2 separate regions of the Homo sapiens genome follow, and region 2 is linked to region 1. Evidence: read pairs that join two places in POLR2A ChIA-PET (ENCODE). Cell type or tissue: PC-9. All regions are shown on one strand. Each heading gives the region's core, and the rest is flanking DNA. Links, peaks and the distances in the headings are about the cores only.

What was found. Peaks named below come from ENCODE experiments on the same cell type or tissue, not always from the same donor. Only the 100,000 strongest peaks of a DNase experiment are listed, where the experiment ranks them.
Region 2: POLR2A ChIA-PET joins it to region 1 with 13 read pairs; 5 of 35 experiments call an interaction of 5 or more read pairs at or near these places.

The regions. Positions count from the first base shown.
Region 1 is chr1:109,987,590-110,003,990 of GRCh38, reverse strand. The region is part of intron 1 of AHCYL1 (adenosylhomocysteinase like 1); the gene reads right to left. Among named protein-coding and RNA genes, the nearest start is that of AHCYL1, 11 kb to the right of the region's middle. In PC-9, for the core only: no CTCF peak of the experiment used is centred there; a DNase peak (open chromatin) is centred at 7,330; H3K27ac peaks cover 3,529 bases.
Region 2 is chr1:109,607,129-109,623,529 of GRCh38, reverse strand. It overlaps GNAT2 (G protein subunit alpha transducin 2), which reads left to right and starts at 3,914. Exons shown (of 9, transcript NM_001377295.2): 1 at 3,914-4,047; 2 at 10,607-10,777; 3 at 13,023-13,065; 4 at 13,349-13,490; 5 at 14,742-14,899. The coding sequence starts at 10,660. AMPD2 (adenosine monophosphate deaminase 2) reads right to left here and starts at 3,693. Exons shown (of 19, transcript NM_001368809.2): 1 at 3,252-3,693; 2 at 2,264-2,616. The coding sequence starts at 2,354. RefSeq lists enhancers at 818-1,347, 2,216-2,335, 2,408-2,936, 2,896-2,945, 3,467-3,995 and 2 more and a silencer at 3,586-3,775. In PC-9, for the core only: no CTCF peak of the experiment used is centred there; DNase peaks (open chromatin) are centred at 12,439 and 12,719; H3K27ac peaks cover 866 bases.

The DNA of each region.
Region 1 (16,401 bases), core at 3,747-11,746:
AGTTTGACCCTTGTGAGCTACTCCCCTCTCTTCCTGTAAGACTAAACACTTCACTGACTTCACTTCACTATTATCTCCTAAAGTGCTCCAGTCAATGAGTAATCGAGGCCTGCAACTGCCAACTAGAAGTAAACATAAGAAGTTAGAAAAAAGGCAGTAAGTAGGACAGAAAAGGGCTTCCCAATCTTTTGAACACCACAATTTGCAACAGAATGTAACACACACCCAGACTGTTTCAATGCCTATTTAGCTATCTACTACCTACCTAGTTGCCTGACCTGTCCATACTTCTTTTCTCAGTCCCACCACCAATATTATATAAACACATGCCAGTCATCTCTGTTTCTCCCGATATTGATTTATCATCAATTCTAGGTTTAAAAAAAAAAATCAGTACAGGTGACTGAAGAAATCCTGGTTCCTGGAACATACCCACTACTTTAGTGACAACATTAAAGTCTCCTCTCCCACCCCCTACCCTCCATCCCCACTCGCTAGCACCATTGTTGTACTTTACTTTTCCAACTTTATTATAATCATTTTCAGCACATAAAAAAATTCAAAAGCATAGTATAATAAACACCTGTACTCTCCACCTAGAATAAATCTTTCCGTTTTCCATAATAGGTTTTTTCTCTCTCTATATATATACACATACACATGCATACTTTCACATGGTCCTGTAAAAATAAAGGTTGCAAACATGAACATTACCAATAAATTGTTCAGAATGTATCTTCTAAGAATAAGAATATTCTCCTACAGAACCATGATGACATATCACACTTAATATTAACAATTATTCTATATATTCATATATCCAGACTGTCCAGATTATATTCAAATTTCCCCAATTTTCTCAAGAATATTTATTTATATCCCAACAGTCTCCTCAACCCTGCCAACCCAGCATGGATTCAAGGTTCATTAAATGCAGTTGGTTGTTAGGTTCCTTTAGCCTCTGCTAATCTAGAACAGTCTCTCCAATGTCTCCCACCCCCTTGTGATACTGACTTTTCTTTGAGGAATCCAGACTAATTGTCTTATAAAATCACTCATGTTTTGAATTTTTCAGAGGGTTTCCTTCCTATAAACTGGAAGTTCAGTTCTGAGGTTTTATTTGAAAAAGGTTAAAATTCTGGCAAGAATATTTCCTGCATTATGTAGTATATTTCACCTTGCATCATTATCAGGAGGCACATGTCGGGTTGTTCCACTATTAGCAATGCTAAGATTGAGTCCTGGTTAAAGTGAGAACATCAGATCTCTTCTTTGAAAGGTACATTTTCTCTTTTGCAAGTAAAAGTTAATTTGTAGGGCAATACTTTTTTCATCATGTTAATATCCTATTCCCTAATGACTTCACCATCTGTTAATAATCCTTGCCTGAACCAATTATATTGGGAAGGTTATAGAATCGCAACTTCTATTTTTCTATCAATGCTTCCACATTAGCTGGCATTCTTTTGTAAAGAAAAATCTTCTCCCTTTGTCATTCAGATTTTTATGTATTTAACAGATTACACTTAATTATACATTAATTGCACTGAATACTCATATTGTCTCAAATTGGGCCAGTGGGAGCCTCCTTCAAGCTGGCTCTTCTGTCCTTTGACATGATTCCATTACAGTCCTTCCACTCTTTTTGACAAAAGAAGATATACCAGGCTCACCTTGTTCTTCCTCTTCTCCAAACCTGGAATCAACCATTTCTCTCAGGAGCCTTTCTTTTAGAAGGGAGTAGTATTTAGAAGCTAATACCTGGAGTAAGAGGTGTGATAATTGCTATTAGAGATGCACTACTCCTAGGTTCTTTTGGTAGAGAGAGAAATCAATCCTTTTACTTATGAGTTCATATTGATATTTCTACTTCAGATTTAGTATTACCTTTTTTAAAAAAAGTTTAATTTTCCTATTGTATGTCTTGTCTCTAATGTTTGTTTATTCTATAATGCATACAAAAGTTTCAAAATGACAAGACTAATGTTATTACGCACCAAAATTTACTGAGTGACGTGTCAAGGTTTCATTGAAGTTCTTCTCGTCCTCAGAATATATTTCATAAAGATATATAATCAAAGTACTATTTTCTGTGTGACTGAGTAATCAATTTGATATATTAGGTTAAGATTTTATATTTTAGTTGGGTTCATTCCTTTGTGTTTGTAAGAACTTAAAGCTTTCCTTTTTTCTCTTTGATTTTGACATATAAAACATTTACATGTCTCAAAACTTTAAAAGGTACACTCAGAGAAGTTTCACTGCTATTCCTAGCCCTGATACTCTACGTGTCCCTCCCCATTTTCACTGGTTTCTGGTTTATCCTTTTTATGTTTCTTTTTAGGAGTGTGGGAAGCGAATACATATTATTTTCCCTCCCTTACTCAAAAGGTAGCATGATAATATAGTCTGCACCTTGTTTTTTTCACTTGGGAATCATTTTGTATTGGTTCATAGGGTATAAGAACCAACTAGTATAGGCTCAGGGAAATAAAAAGCTGTCAAGGCCGGGTGTGGTGGCTCACGCCTGTAATCCCAGCACTTTGGGAGGTCGAGCAGGGTGGATCACCTAAGGTCAGGAGTTTGAGACCAGCCTGACCAATATGGTGAAACCCATCTCTACTAAAATTACAAAAATTAGCCGGGCATGGTGGCGTGTGCCTGTAGTCCCAGCTACTCAGGAGGCTGAGGCAGGAGAATCGCTTGAACCTGGGAGGCAGAGGTTGCAGTGAGCTGAGATCATGCCACTGCACTCCCGCCTGGGCAACAGAGCGAGACTCCGTCTCAAAAAAAAAAAAAATTAATTTTGTATAGCAAAATATTGGCAAATTTTGTCAATATATATCACTGCTAGAATATCACTGATCTAAATATTTTACAAACCATTTTTGTTGAACTCTTGGCATACAAAGAACAAGCATCACTGGTAACACCACCTGATAGCACTACATGAAGATTTTTACTTAAAGTTGATTGTACAGGAAGTTTGAAATCCCACTTACTAGTAGGGTGGACACCAAGATCCTGAATGCCTAGATTTATATGACTTTAAGTGCTTTGCCTCAACACCTGTGGCTTACAGTTTACAGAGGGTTTGTATTTTCAAAACATTCTAGAATCCTTTCAATGTTGCATCTATGCTTCACAAATGAGAAAACAGAACAGGGGTTGGGGCTAAGTGACTTGCTTAAGGCAATTTGCTACCAACACTGAGGTTTAAAAAGCAAAAAGCAAAAAAAAAAAAGAACAAAAACAAAAAACACCCATAAGCCCAGTTCTATTTTCCTTCTTTTGGAATAGGCTGGGGAAACAGCAGCTTTCCCCTTTATTTCCAAGGGGTCAGTTTACCTTGGAGTGGTCTACTGTTGCACTATAAGCTTTCTGAGCTTATAACACCAGATAAAGATTTGTAAGCACTGGTAAAGGAAAATAATTCTTTAAGTTCCAAAAACCTTTATTAATTTTCAGAAAAGTAAAATGATGCAAAGAAATGTAATGTTTTTACGTTGCCAACAAATTGCCATTGAAAAGTACTGCTCCATAGATCTGGAAAGGGTGAGGAGAGCCCAGTAATAGCAGAGCCCAAACACTGTGGTAACAAAATGTTCCATTCTAGAATACACTTCCATTGTCTTCTGGGGATGGAGTAAGGAGGAGAATGTATGGGCAATCTAATCTAGACTACTTTACTAGGACAAAAGAAATTAATTCAGAATTCCCTATTTGTATGATTTCCACCTGCGTTTAAGCAAAATTTTTAGTTTAGTATGGTCAAATTGGCCACTGATTTTTTCTTTTTCCTCTTTTGGTCACTGGGGAAATTCGCTGGTTATTTCATGAGAAGTTACCATATTCTAAAACATGCAACAGAGAATATACTTTAAATGTGCTTTTTGAAGAGGTTTATCCTGTGCTGAATGGTGCTGGAGGAATATTTCTTTCACACATGAACACTTAGCACAATCAGATAATTTCTTTTAAACTAAAAACATTCCATTAGGTTCCTTTCTCATCTGTGGTGTGCCACTCAAAAAGCACCCTTTCCAAGTCTTATGTCTAAAAGATCTAGCACAGCTGAATTCCACCAACAGAAAAAGAGTTATATTTGGCCAGGTGCAGTGGCTCACATTTATAAACCAAGCCTGGGAGGTCGAGGCTGCAGTGAGCTGTGACTGTGCCAGTGTACTCCAGGGCAACAGAGCAAGACCCTGTCTCCAAAAAATAAAAATAAAAATAAAATAAATGTTGTATTAAATTTGAAGACCTCAGGTTAAAAAAAAAAAAAATTTTACCATTGATGTATTTCTACTTTCTGGTACCACCTTTCTGACTACTACAACTAACAAAAGTTCTTGTAAGGCTATTATTTTTATTGAAGTATTCTGGATTTAAGTAACATGATATCTGATTACTGAATCTTGGTTTCATAGTTATGGTAGATATTTATTTAAAGTAATCAATTAAATAATCTCACTTTTATGTGCAATCTAAAAAAGCCAAACTCATGGAAGCAAAAAGCAGAAGGTTCTTACCAGGCGTCAGGAAGGTGGAAGAAATGAGGAAATGTTGGTTAAAGGGTACAGTTTGGAGTTATAAGATAAATAAGTTCTGGAGAGTTAGTGAATAGCACAGTAACTACAGTTAACAATAACATTGTATACTAGAAATCTGCTAAGAGTAGATCCTAAGTATTCTCATCACATACAATACACACACATATACACAAAGTAACTATGAGGTGATGGATATATTAACTAGCTTGACTGTGGTAATAATTTCACAATGTATACATAAAAATATCACACTGTACACCTTGAATACTTTTTTTTTTTTTAAAGAGACAGAGTCTCACTGTCACCAAGACTAAAGTAAAGTGGCAGGATCATAGCTCACTGCAACCCCAAATTCTGGGCTCAAGCAATCATCCAGCCTCAGCCTCCTGAGTGGCTAGGATAACAGTCATGTGCCACCGTGCCCAGCTAATCTTTTTTTTCTTTTTTGTAAAAGATGGGGACTTCACTATGTTGCCCTAGCTAGTCTTGAACTCTTCGCCTTGAGCAATCTTCCCACCTCAGCCTCCCAAAGGCATGAGCCATCACTCCTGGTCCAAATACATACAGTTTTCACTTGTCAATTATACCTTAATAAAGCTGAAAAAAATATCAAATACTCAATTAATGAACGGAGAAAATTTTCCACTTAAGAATTTTTATGGCCAGGCTCGGTGGCCCACACCTGTAGTCCTAGCACTTTGGGAGGCCAAGGTGGGTGGATCACCTGAGGTCAGAAGTTCGAGACCAGCCTGGCCAACATGGCGAAACCTCATCTGTACTAAAAATACAAAAATTAGCCAGGTGTGGTGGTAGGCACCTATAATCCCAGCTACTCAGGAGGCTGAGGCAAGAGGATTGCTTGAACCCAGGGGACGGAGGTTGCAGTGAGGTGAGATCACACCACTGCACTCCAGCCTGGGCGAATGAGTGAAACTCCGTCTCAAAAAAATAATAATTTTTATTTATTTTATTTTTATTTTTTAGAGACAGGGTCTCCTTGTGTTGCCCAGGCTGACCTCAAACTCCTGGGCTCAGGGGATCCTCCTGCTTTGGCCTCCCAAAGTGCTAGCATTACAGGCAAGAGCCACCACACCTGGCCCAAGAATAAGAATTTTTAATTATAATTTTTAAGAATAATTTTTCCGAAAACTTAGTAGCAATTTTTAACTATATAACTTCATAAGCTGAATACAACTGCAAAACAGTCCCAGTCCCAGGAAGTGAGGTGTGAAATTCTTTTGGTTATTTTAAAGGGCTTCTTTAAAAATAAAAAATAAAGATAATTGGTATGTGATTATATTCTCTAGCTTAGGCAGCCTCAGCTTTAATGCATCACTGAGCAAACAATGAAATGTCTTTATGTGAGTAGCTGGTTGGAAGGTTTCATAGCAGAACAGTTTTTCCATATGCTGGAGAGCAGTTATAACTGGAACCATCTAGAGCCTCCTCACTCCTCTGGGGAGGACTGTGGGCTCTGTTCTCTAATGAGATGAGTTTATACAAGTTTAGCCTGAACACAGCCCTTATTCAGCTATCTTCCAGTGTGCATATGGAAAGTTTCCCTTAGATATCCCTGTAAAGATCAACCTAAAGTAAAGAGGTCTTGACCTGTGGTTATACTAAAGATCAGATTTCAGGGAGGTAAAGGTGGAACTAGCACAGGACTCTATGTGCTCCAACCTCTAAATCCGGCTGTGTCTTTCTACATAATTCTCTCTCCCAGTGTCCCATTTCATTCATGTTTCTGCAGTACGCGTTACACACTGCACTAACCCTCAGGCAGGGTTTGGCCATTCTTTCAAGTTTAACACCAACTTTTCCAGCAACAGAGATATATTAACGTTGGTATAAATGTTAAGGCAAACCCTTATCTGCCGTCCCGCTTTTTATCCCGGGTACTATTTGGTAACAAAGCAACAGTGACAGACCCCTTCAAGACCAAAAAGGAGTATTTTTCTGCATGAGTCTCAGATCTGCTCACTTTGGCTTAAGGAGAAAGCTGCTCTCCTGGCTACTGGCTCACCAGCTTAGTTGACTGTCTGAGTTCTGCCCTCCTTTTCTTCCTGTCATCTTTCTCTAATCTCTACTCTGGCTATTTCAACAGCCCTTCAACTCCTGTCACTTTCTGTGTTTTTGAAGCCAGAATTTCACTAAAATGTCCTCATGATCTTTATAACTTTACTATCACTCTCAGTCTAGGAATTCATAACATAAATTAGCACATTAGGGAAATTCTTATTCTGACTTGACTTTTAATCTATTGAGCACCAGAAGCCCAGCCAACTAGAAACTAGGGTAAGAGGGAGAACAGAGTCAGAATCATTCTTAGCATTTCACATAAAACATAGACTCTTTAGCTTAGAGAAGGCTTAGCCATTCCCTCTTTTTCTAGTGATATCCTTGAGTTGTTTACATACTGCTTTGGCTGTACAGATCAAGAAACTACAACCCAGTCTGGCGAGGAGATAATGGTTCCAAACACCCAATTCAGGGCCTGGCTTTATCCCAATCACCACATCCTCAAATCTAGACAAGTCTTCTAGGTTCTTAGCCCTGGGTCCATGGATGGGTTGCAGGCTGCCAATTCCCCCTTACAAGGTCCTGTGCTGTGTAATGAAGGTTGGTCAATGATGGACCACATATACAGTGGTGGTTCCATAAGAATATGATAGAGCTGAAAAATTCCTATCGCCTGGTGACATCGTAGTGCAGTGCATTACTCACATGTTTGTGGTGATGCTGGTGTAACAAACCTACTGCGTTGCCAGTCATTTAAAGTCTCTCTGACGTTTGCACAACAACAAAATTGCCTAAGGGCACAGTTTACAGAATGTATCCCCCTTGTTAAGTGACACATGACTGTGTGCATTTTGCTGGAATACGTACACATCTCTCAGAGGGTTCCAAACCCCCAATGGTTAAGAACCACTTCACTGGACTTAAATGATCCAAATAATAACCTCACAAGAATGTCAGCTCTACAGAGTATGAATCTTTGTTTTGTTCACTGATGCACCCTAAGTGCCTAGCACAGGCCCTGGGACGCTGCACCCTGAGCAGATGGGGCTACATGATTCCTGGTCATGGTTTACTCTGAATACATTGAGAAAAAGAGCAACGGTAGACTATTTTCAGGACCTTTCACATGAGGGAGGACCAAGATTTCTCCTCGTGATCAAAATCATCCAGGAGAGTTGGTAGCTGCATTACCATCTTTTTTTCTTTTTTGAGACATAGTCTTGCTCTGTTGCCCAGGCTGGAGTGTAGTCATGCCATCTCGGCTCACTGCAACCTGCTCCGCCCCATGGGTTCAAGCGATTTTCCTGCCTCAGCCTTCTGTGTAGCTGGGACTACAGGCACCTGCTACCACACCCGGCTAATTTTTGTATTTTTAGTAGAGATGTTGGCCAGGCTGGTCTCGAACTCCTGACCTGAGGTGATCTGCCTGCCTTGGCCTCCCAAAGTGTTGGGATTACAGGCGTGAGCCACCGTGCCTGGGCCATTACCATCTCAATGTTAGATTTCCGAACAATGTTGGCCAGTCTTGCTAGATAATCTAAAAGAATGGTTCTAAATCTGGGAGATTTCAAGTTTATCTGGTGAAGCTGTTTCAAAATGCCAACCCATTCTCCATCTGTTCTCTTACTCTCAGCTCCTCCCCCATTCTGATTACACAGCTCTAGTTTAGAGCCAGGTAATGAGTTATTGCGAAAAAACCCTCTATGTGACTGATACCTTCTTCTCCTTCCACAGAATGAGAAGTGCTGATCTAAGAAATAATCTAAGCAGGATCTGAAAAGGAAACACAAGTACACTGAGTTTACTAGGCTCTTGATAAAGCAACTTCCAATACAGGGAACAAATGCATTAGATATGCCTTGTTCAGAAATAAAACAATAAGGCAAAGGAAGTAGAGAATCTACCTTTAATGCCAACTCCATCTGTTAGGAACAGACAATCCATCAGATGGATCCTAGGGGTTAGGAGAACATGACAAAGAGACTGTCTGAGGAAGACCGAGATTGTATTTTTATTAGTTTGGTCCAAATTCAGTAAAAATTGGCAAAGTGCTCTCATTCCAGACATGCCCAGTGCTCAGCTAATCCCCTCGCTGCGGAGTAAGAAAAGAATGTACAGAATTATGAACCCCCTGCTCCCCAAATAGGAGGGGCTCCACCTCCTGAATGCAAGGGCCGAAACTAATCTCATCAACCATCCCCTCCTAATTATAAACTAGGTAGAGAAATAAGGTGCTTAACACAGGTGTTCTCCTTCTAAACTTTATGATTTGTAAACATGCTTTACCCCACTTCCACTAAAAACCCAGCCTTTGCCAACCTCAATTCATTATTGATTGGCAAACAAGAACAGAAACTATCCCCAGAATAATGTTTCTCTCCGGGAAATCTTGGGGAAGGGGTGCAATAAGGTCAGCCCCACCAAGATGCATTTTCCTTGGACTTACAATACATCTTATTACACTGAGAACACCATGTTCCCAACCAGCTTGGTCTCTTTTCTGTTACAAACCTGAAGTAAACAGATTCTACAGCAGCTACAAGTCTGTTACCAAGGCCACTGTATTATCAATATAATTAACATTCACAATTCATCTAGTCCAGCATGACAAGCCAGCTGGGCTACTTCTCATAAATGAACACTGGGAATCTTCATGTCTTGCTTGCTAAGAAAGCTGGTGCTCAGAAGCTGGGCACTGAACCCTCAAGTATTGAATAATAAGTGGGATACCACCTGGCCACCCATAAGAAACTGAATTAGTTACCAAAGCAACTGGATACATCTGCTATCTCTAGGAAGCACCTATTTCAACTTCCAAAATAGCAAAATTTGCCGGGTGCAGTGGCTCATGCCTGTAATCCCAACACTTTGGGAGGCCATGGCGGGTGGATCACCTGAGGTCAGGAGTTCGAGACCACCCTAACCAACATGATGAAATCCCATCTCTACTAAAAACAAAAACAAAAACAAAAAAAACACCAAAAAAAATTTAGCCAGGTGTGGTGGCACATGCCTGTAATCCCAGCTACTTGGGAGGCTGAGGCAGGAGAACTGTTTGAACCCGGGAGGTGGAGATTGCAGTGAGCCGAGATCGTGCCATCACACTCCAGCCTGGGCGACAAGAGCAAAAATCCATCTCAAACAAACAAACAAACAACACAAAATAGCAAAATTCTGAAGGTCTCCTTTTCCCCTGAATCTTGCCTAAGTTATACACTTGAAGTGAAACAGAACACACAAAATGTAGTGCCAACTAGAGCCTGAGCTTCTGGCTAGGATAAGCATTGGCCCAGTTCCCAGAAGACTGTAATTCTAAAGAAGGTGTGTTTCAAAGAGAGAAGGGCATGTATAGCTTTTGAGCATCAAACTCAGCCTTTGACTCAGAAGGGGCAGCCAGGGTTGCAGAGTAAGAACCAGAAGTTTGCTCATCACTGCCGGACGGAGCTGTTGTTTATTACTTTCAGAGTTCCAATGTACTTTCCAAAATCAAACTATTCAACTCATCGCTAATCCCCAAACCTCAAATACCCTATGTGAAAGCCTCCCTGTTCTTTAAATCAAGAGCATGTATAAACCAGGATACCAGTTTCAACTTTGGACAGAGTCTCCCTAATGCTAAGGGTTTAAAAGTTGTTTCAATGGTGAGAAATTCAAGTTACCTTCCCCATTATTGTCTAAGGATATCCCTATGCCCACTGCCACTGGGCTAAGAAGCTGGAGGCATATATTCAGATGTCTTCTCCCTGACCTCCTATTTCTGGCTTTATAAAGGGATCTATTAAGTTGGAAATTCTCATCAATTTCTCACCTGCAGTTCTTGGTACTTCCTTATACCTATGTGAGAGGGCTCTAAGTTAGAAAAATCACCCCAGCCAACTGAAAGGGAAAGTGAGTCAAAGCCACCACATAAGTCCAACTTACTTTCTCCAAGGAATGATTATCTCACATTATTTTATTCAATAAGCATTTATTGACAGTATTATGTGCCAGGTACTATATAAATATGTGTGAGATACGGTCTTTGCCCTCAACATATTCCATCTAGAAAAGTCAAATGATGAGTAAAATTCAAATATCAGGTCAGTCCTTAAAATATAATAGTTTGAGAAGTACTACATTGAAATCCAACCTATTTTTGAGAGACATACAGAAGCAAATTATTTTGTTTAGTTTTGATAATCTACTATGTGAGCTACTATTTCAAACACTCCTACGGAATCAGCTCTGGAGCTTCAGGGGCATCTGCATTTCATATGAAGAGCAGTAGAGTTGAGATAATACCAAAAATTCCCCCAAAGTGGCCGAAATGCCGGTTCGAATGTGTGTTAAGTTCCTGAGCTGAACTCTCAAGGCACTTATAATGAGTCTTTTGGGAAGCTGAGGAGCATCCCAAAGAGGGAGCTGACAATGCCAACAACCTCAGCTTTGTTCCAAGCCATAAGGACAAACTGCAGGCTGGAAACTTAAATCTCTTAGCAGTTTGTGGACTTGTAATGAAAAGAGATGCTGTGGCTTGGAGGCCTGGCCTTCCACATCAGGACTTTAAAACCCAGGATCCATGAGTTTCAGAAGTCCCATAAATCCTCTAACAGAATACGCATATTTTTGTGCTCCTGAATTTTCCTGAGGAAAGAACCAGGATTTTCATTAAACTCTTAAAAGGACCTCTGACTCAAAGAGTAAGAACCATTGTTCTACAGTCTCTAATCCAGTGATTCTCAAGAGCATTCCCTCAAATAGGCAAAAGAGAAGCATATTCCAATTCTCTATCTTCTACACAAATCTGTCTACTTACTGACCTCTCTTCTAAAATTAGAAACAAAGATGGGGATGTGCATTTTGAAAATTCAAAGTGAATCTCTATTTTCTACATCCCCAAAATAAAGCTAACAGTCATGAGAACCTGAAGTCTTCTCCTTAAAGTCTTTGAGAAAGGAGAAGGGGTGGGTCTGGTCAAAGAGGGCAGATCAGAATCTCTGTCCTTTAACTTTTTTTTTTTTTTTTTTTTTTGAGACGGAGTCTTGCTCTGTTGCCAGGCTGGAGTACAGTGGTGCGATCTTGGCTCACTGCAACCTCCACCTCCTGGGTTCAAGCGATTCTCCTGCCTCAGCCTCCCGGGTAGCTGGGACTACAGGTGTGTGCTGCCACACCCAGCTAATTTTTTTTGTGTTTTTAGTAGAGATGGGGTTTCACCATGTTGGCCATGATGGTCTCGATCTCCTGACCTTGTGATCCTCCTGCCTCGGCCTCCCAAAGTGCTGGGATTACAGGCGTGAGCCACTGGGCCCAGCCTGTCCTATTAACTTTTATGGTAGGTCTCTCTCTTTTCTTCCCCCCGCCCCCAGATTTCTGGAACCACAAAGGAAACAGGTCATGGCCCAAAAGCTTTGACGTGAGGTCTTGACGTGAGGTCAAGCCAGTCTTGGGGGAAAAGGGACAAAGTATTTCCCATTAAGCATATGGAAACCTATGTCCCAAAGGTTCACCTTAATACAATTAGTAAGTACTAGAAGAGTTGGAGCCATTTATTAAAAACAGAACTTCCAAAATCCTCTCATTGCTCAAAACTCAGTATGAACGGCTTCATTCAGGAAGTCTAAGTGAATGAAAGATGGTTATACTCATCTCCTCCAGCCTCTTGCCCCTTTACTCTGTCACTCACAAATTTACTACGTAGTTCACACTGAGCCACACATCATTGTGGATCAGCACATTAGCATTTTCCTTGGCACACAGGCTCAGAGGGATTCCACTAATGCCATCGTACACTCGCAGGTTCCGGAGAGAAAAGAAAAACATGTCAACAATAGGGTGTGCTCTTGCTGAGCAGTTCCTCAAATTGTGAAGAAGTAAGCCTGAGGCAGGTCCAAGATGAACAGCATGGAACAGAGAGCAGTCCCAGACCCCTCCTGTTTAATATGCCCCATTTCCATCACACAACTGAGTACAGGCTGTCCACTTTAAAACAAGTGAACTGGCTTGGGCTGGTAGAGAAGAACATGTTAAGCCCATTAAGCCCCACAGGTTAAGTACACAGGCACATCAGCGGAGGCGTTGGGGCTTTTATGGTAAGAAGCAGGAGCATGCTTGGAGAGTCTTGTACCTGTGGTTCTCAAAAGTACTTTTCCAATCTCTACCCCAGATTTCCAAATACTACCTTTTACCAATAGTTCATTAAACTTTTTACTTTGTGTTCCATTTGGGTAGTGAATGATTAAGCCCCCCAATGTATACTGATAAGCAGTATCCATCATTATCTACATTCTGAGATTAAGGCACCAGGCTAAATCCTTTAGAAAAATTAAACAGAGATAGAAACAAAAATGAAAGCAGTCTGAGTCTCTCAACAAAGGCATGGATGCTCCACTCTAGTTCTATGAGTGGCATGCAGCAAAGGCCACACATTTCTACAGGAGAAAATCAGTTATACATAATTAGAAGCAGGCTGTTAAGAGCAATGAGAAAACAGTACCTGCAGGGATGGGGGCGGGGGTGCTGGAGTACATACCTAAAATGATAAAGTCACAGTTCAGAAGTCTTTGCAATTATTTCATGTAATTCAAGGATTCTAGTTTGGGAAAACCCCAAACACCTGAAGTTTAAGGAAATAAACTCCTGGACTGAGACTGGCCCAGTGTCTGACAAATACCCACATTCTATGAGTGCATTATGTATTACGGGGGATGAATGGGGAATGGTAAGGTAGAGGACATCTCAACTCCATCAAAAGCTCTAAGATCTCTGTCTACACACCCCACCCCTGTAGTTAACAAAATGTTTTGGGGTTCAGTAGCTGTAAGCTCTATATAAAATAACATTTTTGTCAGAAAAAAATTTTCTTATTGAAAAGACATTCCAATAGAAACTTCTTTGTTTTGGCTCTTTAACATTTCAAAATTAGGCTCTCATTTGCACTATCATGTTGCATCATCCAGAGAGTTATAAATAGGGTGGCCACATAAACCAGGGTAACTTTCAGAGCTACGGAGGCACTCCTTGGACTGCATGCTAGGATAACAGGTATAAACCAGAATTGCGCCAGGCAAACCAGGATATATGGTCACTCTAGGTACAAAAAAACCCCACTAATTACTATTTACTAAATGCTAACCCTCTCAACCATGTATATAGATAGCACTATCATTGTTCCCCATTTTACAGATGAGAAAAGGACGTCACTTGTTGAATGTCCCACAACTATTAGATGGTAGAGACTAAAGGTAAAACTGACTCCAAAAATCAGTGCTTACCTTATGTTGTACTACTACTCACAGTTTTAGGAACAGAAACGGGAAGTTAAAGGCGTCTTATGTAACAGCCAAGCAACAGTGGGACAAAAGAACTACTTGAGTGAGTCAAAGGAAAATATGGAATCAGAAAAGGAAAGGCAACTGCAATTCTGTGTGAATTTTTATTAACTGCTTACTACACAATAGGCACTGATAGTATTGACAATAATCAAAAGGAAAATTTGTGGTAAGAATTTGTCTTCAACTGGGGATTCTCAGATTTCAGGCTAGAAAAAATTCTGGTCTATGCACGTAGGTTGCCCTTCACATGACAGGAATGCTTCTGACGCACCTCATTAGCATGTGTTCTGAATTACTATTCAGTTCTAAATTATAATAAAATGTATCCAGTATAATCAGGGTTGACATTCTTTATAAAAATGCAATACTCACATTCCCAAACTTGAGAAACAGGTACGTATAAATGATTCTCCTTTATTCGCCAGTTCCTTTAAAACAACCCCAAGAGGGCATTAAAGTGCTTATTTACAGATCATTAACTACTCGGAGTGGCAGAGTACACTTGCTAGGAGTCACAGGCAACTAAAGACCTGCATGATTCCATGTATCAAAATATCCTTTATAGACAACTTTCCAAGAATACTATATTGGGGTGGGCGTGGTGGCTCTTGCCTGTAATCCCAGCACTTCGGGAGGCTGAGGTGGGAAGATCGCTTGAGCCCAGGAGTTCAAGACAAGCCTGGGCAACACAGGGATTTCCCCATCTCTATAAAAAATAAAAATAAATTTTAAAAAAGAATATTATATTGGGTAAAACACTCTGGATCCAAATGACACACTCCTGATAAAAGAAAAGGTATACATTTGTAACCTTGGCAGCAAAAGATCTAGACAACTACTGATCTAGAAATCTTCTAACAGATTTCTGTTACAAGCTAAATGTCTAAAGAAACTTGGAACAAAGTAATTTGGAAACTAGAGTGTAACTAACTAAACCAAACAAGAAAAAGAGATGTAATCAATACCTGCGGAGAAATCTTAAAAAGAGGATCTTCTTACACCCCAACTCCTGTTTTAAAGACTGCTACTACAACAGCAGCCACTCTAAGGAGAATCAAGAGATACTAATGATGTGAAGATAGGAAATGCCAACCTATGAAATCTCCTTTCAGTGATTCTGACAAGTCCTGGCGTAAATTCTATACAACTGCACCAAAAATTAACCGTAAGATAACTCTGATGACAAAAGGAGAAACCTGGATTTTACCTATCGGGTTAACACCCAAGCTGTACCCATTGGGGCTCTACTTGGTGTGCTTCCTAAGTCTCAGCTGACCCTTTTGATGAATTAGTGGCACATAGCTTCATTCAAATAAAGAATATCCTATAAACAAAAGTAGTTTCTTCTGTGCTCTTCTCCTTCCCCACATTTTGCTGATGGGTCTGACTCCACAGATCCTAGGTCAAAATGTTTAATGGATCACTCTGGAGAGTGCCTTTAATGTTCAGAAGTTCAGAGAACAGCAAATGTTCTGAAAGGCCTTCCGGAGAAACATGCTTATTGTAAGAGCTCTCCAACAAGTTGGAGATTTGGGTTTACACTATGAAAAAAGAATCAACTTGACACAGTGTCAATTTCCAAAGGTCCAAGGACAGTTACCACTCCTGTTACACAAAGTAGCAGCAAAAGAGGGATAAATAACCAGTGGTTATGGGGAACTAGATTACTTACTTGGTTTGACCGATAACTGCCAACATTAAACAAGGATCTTCTTCAGTTGTGGTACACTTAACTCTTAAAACTCAAGGATTCCTTTTCTTACCTCAAATTTTCCTAGCCATACCATCTGAAATCACCAGTGACAGTCGTGAACAAGCCTTACAATGTGAATTACACTACAGCTATTAAGACATTCCCGTGAAAAATTATTTTAGAACTCTGTGTCAGGAAAAGTCGTCCCCTTGAGGAATTGACATGTATTATTTCCCATGCCTGCTAAGGAGACTGTAACTATGATTCTTTTCATCCTCTGGCTGCTAAAAGTTTCAAGTTGCATGTGATCAACCTCATCAACTATCTTAGCCCTCGAGGTTAACAATATTTTTTTCATTCTTTCTATAGTTTTTACTTCCTTTTATATCACATATATGTTCTGTGTTATAAGCCACTTCAAATGCCCATTGAAGAAAGAATATAAATATACGAATAGACTTTTAAAAAATTACACTGCTATCTTAACTCCCCAACATGCCCCTATCTCCACCTGTTCCAAAAAAAATAGGCACTTATTTGGCAGATGAGGAGATGCAGGTACAAAAGCTAATTAATTTGCTCAAGGTCATATCCCTTTAGTTGACTTCTCGACACCCAGACATCTCAAATCTTCAATCAAACCAACAAGTCCTATTTTGTTCATAGCAGTGTGATAGACCTTGGCATACAAAACTGAGTAAGTCATGATTATAGCTGAAGAATCTAGATATTTATGCTTTTAATTGATGGACATCCACTCTATCTCAAACAAAGCAAACAAAATGAATAAAAGCTGACTCTGTCTCAAACAAAGCAAACAAAATGA
Region 2 (16,401 bases), core at 7,762-15,761, 380 kb after region 1:
GGCTGGCAGCTGGGGAAATGGCCCAGTCTAGGTAGGGGCCAGTCACTGAGGCTTCCCCGCTGCCCAGCTGCTCAGGGGGCTGGTTCGCAGGCCCCTAGACCTGCAACCCCTGATCCAAGCCTATCATCAGGGACAGGACAAACTGTCCAGAATAAGTTTGGGAGAAAGGGGGCTAGAATTTGGAGAACATGGATCTGATTCTGTTCCTGCTTCCGGGCATGTCTCTACCTACCTCTGGGAGGCTTTGGGTCCTCATCTACAAGTGGGGCGATAAGTGGTCCCTTCCCTGCCTAGCCACAACTGCCATAAGGCTCACAGAGATAATGGCTCTGCAAGTGTTCTGCAAAACACCAGGCTCTGTGTTGAGGCAAGGCCTGCAATTATGAACTCCTGGGACCCTCAAAATACATTCTACCTGTAGCCCCGCCCACTGAGGACAGTGGGAGGTTCCCTGGGCCCAGTGCAGGGCAAAGGCAATAGGCCAGTAAAGGGCAGTGAAGTGAACTTGGCAGGAGTGGAGATGGGGTGACTCTATCTCTTACTTGGAAAAGGACAAAGTGGGAAGAGGAAGAAAAGAGGGGAAGCTGTCTCACCCCCAGAGTGTAAGATCTTTTCTTGCCCGAGAACCCTGATTTTACACACCTCCTCCCTACATATGGCCCCAGACCACTTCTGACTCCTTCTAGGGGAGGCCGACCACAGACCTCCATGGCTGGTTCATATTGGGTCAGCAGGAGTTGAGTCAAAGGCTCAAATCTCAACCCCCTCTCCTAGCAGGGGGGTCTCAGGCTCCACAGCAATCCTGGGGTGAGCAGGACAGATTCCAACAGCCAGTGCCATCCCCCCAGCCTGCCAGACCACTCTCCAGGGCTGCCGCAGGCTCACTGAAGGTGGCACACGGGCAGTAACCGCTACGTTCTCAGAGGCCAGGCCTAGAAGACTCAGCTGCCTACTGGTCCTTTCTCTAGGGGTCAGCACCACACACATACACCCACACTTACGGAGAAGTCAAGCAAAAGCCAGAGTGGGCTGCTCCAGAGCCACTCCCACCAACTCTGAGATTCTGAGCACCCCATCTCCCCTCTCGACCAGGAGCCCCTCACACACTGCCACGACTGCCTCAGTAGGCACAGGGGTGTCCACGGCTTTGACCCCACAAGTATCAGATGCTCTTACCATCTGACCACCGAAGGGTCTCCAGCTCTGGGCTAGATCCGTATCAGTTGCCCTATTGCTGAACCAAACAGGGCCAGGAAGGGCCCCACCCAGGGGACACCCTTTCTGGATGGCACAGACCTGGGCACAGAGAACACCCTCAGGACAGTAGAGACCTTGCACCAGTCATCTTCAATGAAACAAAAAAATATAGGAGGTTGATACTTGGGCTATAGCTACAGACAGCTGCAAGGGTGGGGGCAGTCGGCATGATCTGGTCATCAAAGTCAGGGTGGGTCTTTCCTTAGCCACAAGGCCTGGGAGCAGACAGCAGGCAGATATCCCTCTGCAAGCACAGAGCCAGGCAGCCAAGCCCTCACTGAGACAGGCACTGCCGCACCTCACTGCCTGCTCCAAATGATGCAGAGATGCTTACTAGAGTGAGAGACGAACCAAAGGGTGCAGAAGCACACACAGTGCGGGCAGCAGCCCCAGCCTGAACCCTGCACGGACCTGACCAAGGACACCCCATACTCCTAAGGAGGCTCACAATATAGACCAGGAATGAGCAAATAGCAAACGATAGATACAGTCAAGCCCCCAGTTGTGGGATGCCAGCCAGCAATGGTTGTGCCCAGATGTCAGACCCCCAGTGAGGGGGATCTAGATGTGGGGTCCTAAAAAGTGGAACTAGCCACAGAACAGCCTAAGCCTGCCTGGTAAAGGCACAGGCGCCAGTCAGAGTGGCCAGTCCACAAAACAGTCAGTCCCACACACCCCCGCTCCATTCACACATGCTTCACACGCAGTCTTAGCACATGCACACGCTGACACGTGTGCATACACACCTCTTGCTGCACCCACACCATGCCCACTCCTTGTGACAGAGGACAGCATCCCTGGCACAGATATCTCAGATCCACCCCCCGCCCCCCACCACCCCTCACCCCACCTTCCAAGCCGGCTGTCCCTGGGACTGAGGTTGAGGGGCACCACCACAGAGAGGATGCCGGAGGAGGTGGCCCCCTCTGAGGGGACCAGCACCTTGGGCGAGAGGTGGCAAGACAGAGCCCAGCATCTATCCTGAGGCCAGGAAGCACACACTCACCTGGAGCTGCAGTGGAGGCCTGCAGGCTGGCCCGCTTCTTAAAGGGATATTTGGCCTTGGGCTTGCCAGAGCCAGATGGATAGGATGCCATGGCTGGGACCACGGCGGCGACAGCGGGGGAGTCTGAGCGGCACCGGCTGGGGCCTGGCTCTGCCACATCCAACCCCTTCCTCCGCCCCGCCCCCAGCGGGAGTGACTGATGCAGGAAGCAGCGGCTCCGCAGGCGGAAGAGGCCCTGGCCACGATTTCTCATGTTGTCTAGGCAACCTCGGGGAGTGGGGCCTCCATCTCTGCCCCTTATCCCTCCCCTGCCTCCTCAGTCCCAGGAGTGACGTGACTGATGGTGGCTGGGCCTGGCGGGGGGCGGGGAGGGGGTGGGTAGAAAAGAAGATGGGGAAGGGCCAGCCCCCAGCTCTCCACTAACCCACCAAGAGCCCTCACCCCATCATGCCAGGGCTCCCGGGCAAAGAAGCCAAAGTCCAGGCTAGCTGGTCCTTCCAGCTAGCCTGGAAGAAAAAAGAATAACAAACAGGAATTCAGCAGCGAGCGAGTCCAAGCTCAAACACAGTCCTCCCGGGGCAGGGCAGGCATACTCCGTGAAAACCCAGCACCCACTTTCCTTCCACATCTGACCCTCAGCTCCCGGGGTAGCCCAGCTCTGGGAGGAGGGGGAAGAACCGAGAATCCCAGCCCAGGAGGGAGGGGCCTGTCCCGGGAAAATTCCACCGTCGCCAAATAGCTACCTCCCAGGAAGGCAGGAAGGCCAGGAGACCCCCTTGTCTGGGGGTCTGGGACAGAGACCCTAGCCTCTTTGGATTTTTCCTCTGTCTCTGCACACTCTGGCTCTGCTCCCCAGGCCCTCCTGGGAGGAGCTGACCGCCTTCCCTAGGTCCTGCTGCTGTGCTGTGACTCCCACCCTCTTGTCACTCTGGCCACAGCACTTCTCTGTCCCAGAGACCCTCCCTCCAACACACGTACACACACTCACCTGAGGCCATGATGCCCGAGTTCCGAGGGGAGGCTGCCCACGAGAAGTCTGTACAGCAGAAAGCCCGGGTCCTGAGGGACGGCAGGGGGATCGGGCCACAGACCCCAGCCAAGTCACTCCAAGGGCCCCTGCCCTGGCACTGAGATGGGGAAAGTAAGGCAGTCTTTCAAAATTGCCAGCTGGCCGGAGGTGGACTCCCGCAGACCTCGGCAGCCGGACTGGCCTCAAGGCGACCCCGGTGTCGCGACCACCCAACCCTGCAATCGAGAGGCTGGTAGGCCACGTGCTCCCAAGGGAGCGGGACCCGAAACTCGTCCAGATTTCTCTCAACACTCCCTGGGCATTCAGGGTCGGACTCCCGCGGCCGGACTGTGGGGGAGTCACGCAACAGGTGAGACCCCACCAAAATCTCGCCGGCTCCGCGCCAGGCTCTGCGGCCCTTGGCCCCGCCCCCGCCTGGCCCCGCCTCCGCCTGCCGACCCCGCCTCGCCATTTTTTTCTCTTCCTGGGCGCCACGTGGGCAGCCACCACACCGCGGTAGGGCTGGCCTGAGCCGACCCTGGGTCTTGGGCCAGTTCCGTGCGTCAGCTTCCTCATCAGTAAGATGGGGTAATGACAGTACCTCACTCAAAGGGGTTACTGTGAAGATTAAACGTAAAGTCCCTTTACACAGTGCCTGGCACGAAGTGAGGGCCCAGTGAAAGGTAGCTGTTATCATTGTCCCAGGATTCATTTTAAGCAGAAGTCCTGCCCCTGCAATCTCACTTGGTCGTCTGTTTTCTTCCGGCCGGCGTAGGTAGGAGGCTGTGCCCTGCAATTCTGGCTCCCCTTCCCACATTTCTGTATTTGGTGGTTAAGAGCTTTAACTCTAGCCAGAATGTCTGGGTTCAAATCCAGATTTCACCTACTTCCTGACTGATACTGGGCAAGTTACCTAACTTCTCTGTGCTTCTATTTCGTCTGTAAAATGAGTGTAAGAGTACCTGCTTTATATGGTGGTTAAGATAAATGAGTTAATATAAGTTAACTGCTTAGAACTGTGCCTGGCCTGTAGTTAGTACTCAGTATTCATGTATTACCATTGCTTTAGCCTTGGCCTTGGTTCTCTATTGACACTCACAGGTTGATTCACTTGCAGCCGTTCTGGGGTCTATCCAACAAGCATCCCCACTGCCAAGGGGTAGATAATCCGACCTAAAGGGAACTTGTGGAGGGAAGTCCCTAAGACTTCACTGAATATAATTAAATGCATTAGCAGGAATTAATCTCTTCCCTATTTTCCCTCTTGTGGGAGGCCTTTGCCCCCCACACCCAGTTGTTCTAATGCTGTTTGTCTGGCTCCTCCCAGTTCTTACCACTCCCACAGCAGAGATCCTTCCCAAACTCTGCCTCCCTCTTCTCTCCCCACGCTGGATTCTGGACCCTGAACCCTTTTCTCCACCTGCATCTGGTGCCACTTCCATTGATCCCTGGCTACTGTTCCCTGAACAAACTTAAAAAAAACTTGGCCTCTTCACCTCACACAGAATCCATAAAACTAAAAAGAGAACAGAGATAACCAGGTTTACCTAATCAAAATAGCAAAGACTAAAAAACAAAAAACCAAAAAATAAACGCTAATGCAGGTTGGCAAGGGTATAGTTAGTGAGATGGGAGACACACACACACGTACATGTGCACAAACACATTACTGGTGGCCTTGAACACTGATATAATCTTTCTGAAAGCCATCTGGTAATATAGAATCAAAATTTTCAAAAAGGTTCTTATTATTTGACCCAGTAATCAACTTTCTGGAAGTTGTTTTTCTAAAAAGAGCTGCCAGAAAAATATGTATGCAAAAAGTTGTTCAGCACCACAATGTGTATTGCATAGAAAAGTTAGATACTTTAAAGGTCGAACAATAGGGGAATGTTTATGTAATATTCATACCATGAAATACAGCCATTAAAAATTGTTCTTGGAGAAATGTTTAATGATGTGGAAATGTTTACAATATAAAGTTAGGTAAAAGAATGGATGCAAAACACTATACACAGTATGGTCCTACTTATGTGATATACATGGGTAGAAAAGAAACACACCAACAAGTTTACCAATGATTATCTGTAGTGATGGAATTATGGGTTATATTTATTTTCTTTATATTTATTTGCATTTTAGAAATTATAATACATACCCATAACTTTTATAATCAAGGGGATAGAAATCAACAAAAATCTGTAAAAATCTGTAATTGCCTCCACAGTCCCCCCAACCCAGCCTTCCCGGGGTCTTAACCCCAGACTTAAACTATTCTGTTTACATTTATGGCCCACTGAATTGGTCTTGGGGCGCTTAGGGATTTTGAGGCTGATGGACTCTCAAGAATGAATAAAATGAATCTCAAAAATCAAGCACCATGTAACTACATAAATGTCATGTATCTTCTGATAAGATGCAAATGTTGACATAGTTTTAAAGATAGTATCTTGCATTGGGCCAGGTCTCTTGAGCATCCTGCTTAATGCAGACCTACCTACCTCAGCAGCCAATAGGTGGCAATCCTTGCCCTCCACCCAGCCCAGGCAAACCAGTTCATTAGTCCCTTTATGCTAGTCCCCTAGTCCCATCTGCAACACACCCTTCACTCTACAACCCTCCCCTATTTCCAGGTCATCTGGTGTATTGTTGCTGCTAGGAAGTCGGCCCTGATTATAGTTAGGCATCAATCCCTCCACCCACTCCATACCAGCAAGAATCTCAGTGAGGTTTCATTGTCTACGCAGAACAGAGCTTGGGAAATAAAGGAGTGAGTCATCCTATGGCCTGGGCTTTTTTCACACTGAGGCCTTAACATTCATTGCCTTTGAGCCTCTGAGATATTCCCTAGCTCCAAACACAGCTTCCTCCCCTCCTAGCCTGTTCCCCACATGGCTCCTTAACTGGCCCTCCCGGAATCCCAGCTCCCTAAAGATGGTGCACTCCTGTTTCTCTGAAGAAGTGCTTTTCTTTGCTTCTGGACTTCAGCTCACTTGTGATGTCCGCCTCCCTAGCTAGGCCAGAACAATCTTCACAGATACTAAACTTGGGAGAGAATATCTGCAGCTCCAAAAAGGTCCTTGGCCAAGGCAATTTCCCAAACCATACCTTATGCCTAGGCCCTTCTAGAAACAAGCTGTTCAGCTCTGGTTTCTCAGCTTCTCCCAGCAGCCAGCTCCCTCTCCCCCTCACCTCAGTCACCCAGCATTGTGTTTATAGCACCATACAGCTGTTTCCATCTATACTTGTTTATAAGACCCCAGTGGATTTTAGTCAAACCCCTTGCCATTGAAGGCGCTTCACTGGCTGGCTCCAATTTCCCTTTCTTGTCTTCATCTTCACCTCCCAACCCTCCACTCCATGCACCTTTCACTCCAGTCCAGTCACATCAAAGTCCCAGTCTTCTCTGAGCACACCTTGTACTTTGTGCCTCTACCTCTTTTTTCATGCTCTTTCCTTTCCCCAAAATGCGTATCTCCCACTTCCACTGTTATTCTGCTTCTCTGTGGAAAGTCTATTCATTTCACAATCACCCTTTTCTTTCTTCCGCTGTAGAACTTTGTCAGTCTGACAGTCAGATGTGTGTTTGATTGCCTTTCCTACCAGGGGTGAATGCTAGGTCTTAAACAGCTCTGAATTTCCCAGCACTACTGCAGTATCCCTTTAACTCATTTGTTTTTCTGTGAATTTCCCCCACCTCTGCCTATGGACTGGAAGGTCCTGAAGGTAGTTCCTCATCCTTCATGTCCTCCCACTCCATCTGGGACAAGTCTTTACCCACAATTCACTTAAGACAAGGCTTACCACGGATGTCAGACAGATCCCTTAACTCAGGAAACATGCCCAAATCACTAAGAAACAGTGATTTACTTTTCATTCAAAATGATAATGGTTATAAAGGGCTGTGAATCAAAACACCTGAGCTCTGGCTTGGCTTCTGATACCAACTTGCTTATTAATGTGAGGATCACTTTTCTGTACTTCAGTTCACTCACCTCCAAAATGGAACTAGCACTACATACCTTATTTACTTCATCAGGAAACTGTTCGTAAATGTGATCATAAAGTGGGACAGCCACAGGAAAGGCACAGGAACTGACGATAGAGGCAGAGGCAGGAGGTCACAGACATCAGGATGATGTATGCACAGTAATGGATCTGTACTCTCAGGCCAGGCGAGGGCTAGCAGTTCCCTCTCTCAGCTTAGCAGTGAGAAAGGGGAACTTCCATCCAGTAAGTTAGGGAACAAAGCAGAAGCAGCACAGAAGTTTGCAGAGGTAGTAGCAGAAAAAGGAACAAGCCCACTTTCCCTGTGTGTGAAACAACTTAGTGGTTCCTTTAACAAGGGCTGCTGTTATAGAGTTCATGCATTTGTCCATGCTTTCTCTCTCTGGCTACTTATGTGGAAGTAATAGAAAGAAGGATCACCGGTTTGTCTGTTTACTAGGCCATATAACTTTGTTTTTTTGTTTTTGAAACAGAGTCTCACTCTGTCACCCAGGTTGGAGTGCAGTGGCGCAATCTCGGCTCACTGCAACCTCCACCTCCCGGGTTCAAGCGATTCTCATGCCTCTATCTCCCAAGTAGCTGGGTGCATGCCACCATGCTGGGCTTTTTCTTTTCTTTTCTTTTCTTTTTTTTTTTTTTTTCTGAGACGGAATCTTGCTCTGTTGCCCAGGCTGGAGTGCAGTGCCTCCCGGGTTCAAGTGATTCTCCTGCCTCAGCCTCCCAAGTAGCTGGGATTACAGGTGCCTGCCACCATGCCTGGCTAATTTTTGTATTTTTTTTAAGTAGAGACAGGGTTTCACCATGTTGACCAGGCTGTCTCGAACTCCTGACCTCAGATGATCTGCCCATTTTGGCCTCCCAAAGTGTTGGAATTACAGGCGTGAGCCACCATGCCCGGCCTAATTTTTGTATTTTTAGTGGATACGGGATTTCACCATGTTGGCCAGGAACTCCTGACCTCAGGTCATCCACCCACCTCAGCCTCCCAAAGTGCTGGGATTACAGGCATGCGCCACTATGCCCAGCTGACTTTAAATGAGTTACTTAACTCTCAAGTCTCAGTTAATCTAGTCTGTAAATTGGGGACAATAGCAGTTATTGTGATAATTAACTGGTATGAGCCACTTACATTGTTCAGCAGTTATTAATTATAATAACTATAACATAATAATTATTAATAGTTCCAGGCAGCCCCTTGAACAGTGTAGCCTTCAGCATGGCTCTGGCCTCAGTGTGAGTTACCAGTATTGTGAGTACGCTGGAGCAGGGCTAGCAGTGGGGTATAATTACTGAAACCTTATAACCAAGATTCCAAGATAGTCACAATTTCAAAGAGACTCTCCTGTTTTTCCTTAAGTCAATAAGGACTTGCCAATTTGATTGGGAAAACATGGCTACCATGGAAAGCACCTCAGCAGCTGCATATTTCTCCATCAGCCCCTACAGTCACTGAAAGGTGGTGCGAAGGAGGAAGATAATTAGCTATGGCTCAGGGTACCTGATAGGCGGGGAGACCTAGATTCTACTCCTGACCTTCCCAGTCCCAACTGGCCACTGCTGCACAAGTCCAGCTCTAAAATGAAAGAGCAAATTACATCCTTCGACCTCAGTAGTTCTCCACCTTGGCTGTACACTAGAATCAGCTGGGGACGTTTTTAAATCCTTGTGCCTGGACTGCACTCCAGACCAATTAAATCAGTATTTTTTAAAAAGCTCTCCAGGTAAATGCCACTGTACACTAAAAGTTGAGAACTGTTTCAGGCCAGGGTTTTTCAAACTTCACAGATGTGATAACTACCTGTATTAGCTTAAAATATTTTCTCTGGCTCTGGAGTTTGATGCTAACATACCATTTAAAAACATACACTATTTTAACATCTCGGAAAGCAGGGTAATCTTCTAGTCAGTGGCACCTAAGACTTGAGGAAACACAGACACCAGCAACCCAGGTGATTCTTAGGATTAGGTAAGTTTAGCGGAAAACAGGTCCCTAGGGCAGTACTTCCCAATCTTTAATGTCTTTAGAGTCACCTGAGATCTTGTTAAACTGCGGATTCTGAATCAGAAGTTCTGGATTAAAGCCTGAGATTCTGCATGTCTAATGAGCTTCCGGGTGATCTGATGTTGCTGGCTCTTGATCCACATTTTGGGCAACAAAATTCTAAAACATCTCCACCTGAGGAGGCTCCGCCAGCAACACTCATTTAAGTAAACTGAAATAATTGGCATAGAGGAGTACAACCTGTGGAGTCCTAAATGTCTGTGAGGCAGTTGCTAGACTGCACCCTCATTTTTCCCCCAGGAAAGGGCAGCTGGGATGAGAGCCAGAAGGAGAGAGAGCTGCCCCAACCTTTGAGAAGCCAGAGTCTGGAGTCCAATTTCCCAAAGAAGCAGAGTTTTTTGTGTGAGGCAGCACAAACCCCACACTGAATACCAGCAAAGTTCATTTATGAAGTGAAGTTGGGACTCAGCTGGCTTTAGTGGGCCAAAGGGAAGCAACCCCATTCTCTTCACCATACACCCTTTTCCTGCATTTATTCATTCACCAAACCTTTTGATCCACAAATAAACTACAAGTTCTGAGAGGTTCAAAGATGAGTCAGATTTGGTCCGTTGAGCTCCAGGGGGAGAAATGCAGTGAGGGAAAAGATTTGTAAAACGACGTACAATATGAAGTGATAAGTGCTAATAACAGAAGTACAAAGAGAGGGGCCAATGCAAAGGAACAATGCTAGTAGCTTCCTGGAGCAGCAGCCACTGCGGGAGCTGAAACATTCCTAATCTTCCCAAGGAAGGGCACCACCCAAAACAAATTTCCTGGCCAGGACCAGCCTATGGTAAACGAGTATGCTTTGATACCCTGAAGCCCTTGAGATCAAGACCTTATAATCTGGAGGCTCAACATAAGGAATGCTTTCTACATATGTGCCAGTAATCTCTAGCTCTATGATGCAAATAAATCTAAGGAAGCAAGAGACTTTCAGGGGATGAACCCCTTAAAGGATGGAAGTAGTCGTGCATCCTATCCTTCCGTCAGAACCCAGCAGATCATTTCCCTAGTTATAGAAACATTTGAGTCTTTACCCCTTGCCATATTGACAAAGCTCTTAATTGGCTTGACCTATCACATTGCTAGATATAAAGGCTACAATCCCTAGACTAAGAAGTAGGTCTCCAGTTGAAGTAGGGAGTCTCAGTCAATGTAGGCAGAGTACAAGACCCTACAGCCTGCTCTCTCACCTGCCATCGTACAGACCAGCTTTTAGGGGAGCCAAGTTGGGATACTCAATCCCAACTTTTTTCCTTCTCTTCCATCTCACATACAGGAAACCTTACGAGAGAGGATTAGGGGCCTGAAAAAGCTGACAAGACGGCAAATATGGGAAGTGGAGCCAGTGCTGAGGACAAAGAACTGGCCAAGAGGTCCAAGGAGCTAGAAAAGAAGCTGCAGGAGGATGCTGATAAGGAAGCCAAGACTGTCAAGCTGCTACTGCTGGGTGAGTGAGATGGGAAGATGAGCCAGAGAAGGCAGGGGTCCTTCCTACTTTCCTGAAGGGTTGGTGGGTTCTACCTCACCCCATGGGAAGGAAGGGTGGCAGGTCATTTTTCCTCTCCTCTACACAGTCTGGCTAGGGGATCAGGAGATCTAGAGCTGAGTTAATATGGGGCCTAAACAGCCACCCCAAGGGGATCCAGAATGCCAAGGCTATTCCAGAGTTTTTCTACTCTTGAGCGAGGAATAGTGCAAGGGCCACCATGAACCCACCCATTTCCAAATCTAACCAAACCTAACACATCCTTTTGGCTTCAAGGACCCTGGACTTGCAGACTGTACCCAATCTGCAGAGAACTCTAAGCCAAGAAATCAGAAGAGAACAGGACCTTCCCTCACCAACAGGCTCACAAGTCCCACCATACAGTCAGTGCCAACAGTACCAGAGATAGTCCCACTGGTTTTTGCCAAGTATAGTGGTTCCTTCTTGCTTTCAGTAAAAACTTTGGAAGTAGGGGGCTCTGAGGAAGGAGGAATGGTGTCTTTATGTACAGCAGTCCCTTCCTGGCTCTCTATTCAATAGCTGCCTGCAAAGCTCCTGCCAGATGGAAGGTTCATCAACTTGATGAGCTCCTAAGCAGATCACTGGTCTGTGCTGAGAAAATAAAAGCACCTCAATTTGTCAGGGAAATTGATCACAGCTGTAAATAAAACCAAGACAAGAACATTTGAGACACGTGGCTTAGGAAAACAAACCACTGGTACCACAGAAGTAGGGTAGCTGGAGCAGGTAGGGTCTACGTAGCAGAAGATTAGATGCCTGAGCTGGGTTTCCAAGCCCCCATAAGGGATCTGGGAGCTGACGCACTAGGCTAAGGCACCTTCTTTTCCCCCAGCTGATCTGTGGCACAGTCGTAAGGACACACTAAAGGAGCATATCTTTGTAAGCTGGACCAGACTCTAAGGAGCCCAGGAGGTTACGCAGGGGGAAACAGAGATGGTGGGGCCACTGAGAGATCTTTTAAGCCTAAGCAGATTTCTTCTACATTCAGGATAAGCTGCTTAGAGGGAACAAGCACAAGCGAAATAGGAGGAGTTCGAGGCATTAGGGTAGTATAAACTCAGTACTAGAAGGTATGAGTTTTTGATGGAGAGAGCAGAGTGTGAATGAGGACATTAGGACACATTAGTCAATAAAGGGAACCCACTTAGCCCCATCCAAGACCAGGTTGAGCAACATGGTGAAAACCTGCCTCTACGGAGGGGCGGGGGGAAATGGCCGGATGCAGTGGCGCACGCCTGTAATCCCAGCGCTTTGGGAGGCCAAGATGGGTGGATCTACCTGAGGTCAGGAGTTTGAGACCAGCCTGGCCAACATAGTGAAACCCCATTTCTACTAAAAATACAAAAATTAGTCAGGCATGGTGGCATGCGCCTGTAGAGTCCCAGCTACTCAGGAGGCTGAGGCAGAAGAATTGCTTAAAACCCAGGAGGCAGAGGTTGCAGTGAGCCAAGATAGCACCACTGCACTCCAGCCTGGGAGACAGAGCAAGACTGTCTCAAAAAAAAAAAAAAAAATGTAGTCGGGCATGATGTCGCACACCTGGAATCCCAACTACTCAGGAGACTGAGGTGGGAGGATCACTTGAGCCTGGGAAGTCAAGGCTGCAGTAAGCCGAGATTGTGCCATTACACTCCAGCCTGGGCTACAAACCTGAGACCCTGTCTCAAAAAAAAAAAAGGGAACCAGCAAGGTGATGAAAATATAGTTATTTTGGTGAAATGATCCAGCTCTCTCCAATCCTACCCCAAGATCACTCTCCTGAGTCAAAAATAGGCAGAGAGGAGAAATGTTAAAGGACTCCCCCTGAATCTGTTAGTGGTTTTCAACAGGAAGATTTTGACTGCCAGTGGTCATTTGGAAATGTCTGGAGACACTTTTGGTTGTCATAACTAGGGAAGTGGGATGCTATTGGCCTCTAGTGGGTAGAGGCCAGGAATGCTGCTGAACATCCTACCATGCATGAGACAGCCCAAACTAAATAGTACTGAAGTTAAGAAACTGCTCTAAATCCAGGTTGAATGGCCTGAGCTCAAGCCTGCCAGAAATTGAGGGCAGCAGTCATCCCTATGTATTCTCCCCTAACAAGACCCCCAAGCAAGCAGTGGCTCTGACTTCTCCCAGGCCATCTCCTGGAAGGCTGAGGAGAACTGGTGGAAATCGAAAGCATAAGCATTTTTCCTTCCAGGTGCTGGGGAGTCAGGAAAGAGCACCATCGTCAAACAGATGAAGTGAGTAGAAACAAAGCCCCAAAAGACAAGATAGGGTGAAGAAGTCAGTACAGCCAGTGGAGGTATTCAAAGTGAAAGGCTCTTTAGCCTCAAGGAGCCCAGGTATAAAGGATCTGATTCCAATGCCCCTCATCTGTACCCCTTGTCCCTCACCCTCCACTTTGAGAAAGCAGTAGCAACAGAGAGATAGGATTCTTATGATCCTTTAAATACCCCCAAATTCCTAATCCCTTAGGTCTGGTTACTCAGGTCCAGCTAAAGACAGAGTGTCTGCCCCTTGCAGGATCATTCACCAGGATGGCTATTCACCAGAAGAATGCCTGGAGTTCAAGGCTATCATCTATGGAAATGTGCTGCAGTCCATCCTGGCTATCATCCGGGCCATGACCACACTGGGCATCGATTATGCTGAACCAAGCTGTGCGGTATGTGATTACTATTATGTGGTTAAGGGTGGAAGCAGAAAGGCTAGCAAGAAGAAACATACCAGAGGCCAACAAACTATATGGAAAGATGGGTAAGAAAAATAGTAACTAAAATCCCACCTGCTGGGTGGGATCTCACTGCTAGGTGTACTGTGTATACCATCTCAAGGCCCTTTACCCATCTACGCAGTAAGACCTTAAGGTAGACGGTACCTTTCTAATTAGCCTCATTTTACACATGGAAAAACTGAAGTTCAGAGAAGTTAATTAACTGCCCAAGGTCATGTAGATAAATAGCAGAGACTGCATTTGCATTGGGCTGCTTGACTACAAAGCTGAATATTTTTCATAATACACCACAATTATGCAGTCCTGGAGAAGTAAGCAACATCCACCCTTATTTTTACTGGGACAGGGTCTTCCTCTCTTACCCAGGCTGGAATGCAGTGGTGTGATCATGGCTCACTGCAATCTCACCCTCCCAGGCTTAAGTGATTCTCCCACCTCAGCCCCAGTAGGTGGGACCACAGGTGTGCACCACCACACCCAGCTATTTTTTAAAATTTTTTTGTAGAGAAGGGGTCTTGCCATCTTGTCTAGGCTGGTGTCAAACTCCTGGCCTTAAGCAATCCTCCTGCCTCAGACTCCGAAAGTGTTGAGATTACAGGTGTGAGCCACCGTGCCTGTCCTCAAGCCCTACTTTATAACACATATTTACAAAATAAAGCTGCTCACAGCTTCCTCTGCTTTTTTACTTTACCATTTAAATTGCTACCCTTGGGTTCCTGGCCATGGAACTTTTGTAAGTGAAATCCCTACTTCTAGTACTGGACTTTTTCTAGCTTTCAATCGCTGAAGAACAAAGGTGATGGGTCCCTGTCTTCTATCTTGTCTATTTCATGGTCAATCTGGCCTTTACATTTTCAGTCTCTCTGCAGCAGAGGACCCACGTTTTGTGGCGGTAAACTTTCAGACTAAGGATGGAAGCCAGAAACTCCAGAGAGGAAATACCTGGGACCCCTGCCCCGCTTTAGACACACCCCAGGGCTGGGTATAGTGCCACCCTCTGCATCTGGGGAGCATACTCAAAAATTCAACAGTATGTTTTCTTACATAGAATCTTCACTGGATACTGCTTCCATCTTAGGTCTTCGTAGTAATGTAAAATGATTTCCATTCAGCAGTATTCCCAGAAGCCTCCTGGAAAGCTATTACTCCTGTGAAGTTCTTAACCAGGTTTCTGCATTACAGGATGACGGGCGACAGCTCAACAACCTGGCTGACTCCATTGAGGAGGGAACCATGCCTCCTGAGCTCGTGGAGGTCATTAGGAGGTTGTGGAAGGATGGTGGGGTGCAAGCCTGCTTCGAGAGAGCTGCAGAATACCAGCTTAATGACTCCGCATCTTAGTAAGACTGACTGGTGAGAGGGTGGGTTGATGCTTAAGCAATCTTCTAGCCAGTCTTCTCTCTGGTTGGGAGAAACCTCACCCAACCCAAAATTTCAGGCATTGAAAGCTGGAGACCCAGACTGAATTCAGCCTGTGGATCTGTTTTGTTAGGCTTCAGCAATGTTTTGAATTTAATGCTATGGGGAGATCTGCCACAGTTGTCATGACTTTCTATTGCTTTACACTGGCTCACTACAGCCTACAAGGCTGAAGATGCAAAATTCAAAAGACGTGTTCTGCCTAGTAGCCCTCAGCCCTGTTCTCTTAATTGAGGTGTACACTAAGCCTCTCCTTCCAGAACCCTAAGATAGCCCTGCAGTTCTGTCATACACTCTCGCAGGAGTAATGTGATTCATGATGGCTCTTTCAGGGCAGAATTTTCTATCTGGTAATCTAGGATCTACTTAGGCCACTAAGCAGAAATGAGTCTCCTACACCTAGAGCATCTTATGTCACGATGCCAAGGCAGGGGACACAAACTACAAGGGCAAACCAAGGGAAGGTGGTCAGGAATTAGTACCATCATTGCAAAGCTGCTTCCAAAAAGCTAAGGGACATAATTTATCAATCCTACCTCAGACAGTATGGGATCATAGACAAGTATGGGCTTCAAAGTCAAACCTGAGTTTATTTAACCTAACCATCTGTCTCCTAATCTTGTAATAATGCTATCACTTACTGTTCCCGGAGCACTCAAAGCCCAGTCACTGCTAGGTGTACTGTGTATACCATCTCAACGCCCTTTACCCATCTACGCAGTAAGACCTTAAGGTAGATGGTACCTTTCTAATTAGCCTCATTTTACACATGGAAAAACTGAAGTTCAGAGAAGTTAATTAACTGCCCAAGGTCATGTAGATAAATAGCAGAGACTGCATTTGCATTGGGCTGCTTGACTACAAAGCTGAATATTTTTCATAATACACCACAATTTCTCTTGACCCTAGCCAAGTATTTAACTCTTCTGAATTTCTCCATCTGTAAAATGGGGATATGAAACTTGATGGCTTAGGAGTTTAAACGAGAATCTGAACATTAAAATGCCTGGCATACAATAGGCACTTGTGTTACTTGTACTTCCCTCCTCCTCTCAGTCATCTCAGTTCACATCTGCCTTCCTCTTGCCTTTTTTTTTTTTGGAGACGGAGTCTCGCTTTGTCACCCAGGCTGGAGTGCAGTGGCGCAATCTCGGCTCACTGCCAGCTTTGCCTCCCGGGTTCACGCCATTCTCCTGCCTCAGCCTCCCAAGTAGCTGGGGATACTGGCGCCCGCCACCATGCCCAGCTAATTTTTTGTATTTTTAGTAGAGATGGGGTTTCACCGTGTTAGCCAGGATGGTTTCGATCTCCTGACCTTGTGATCCGCCCGCCTCGGCCTCCCAAAGTACTGGGATTATAGGCGCGAGCCACCGTGCCTGGCCACCTTTTTTTTTTTTAAAAAAAATAACTTTTTCTTTTTTAA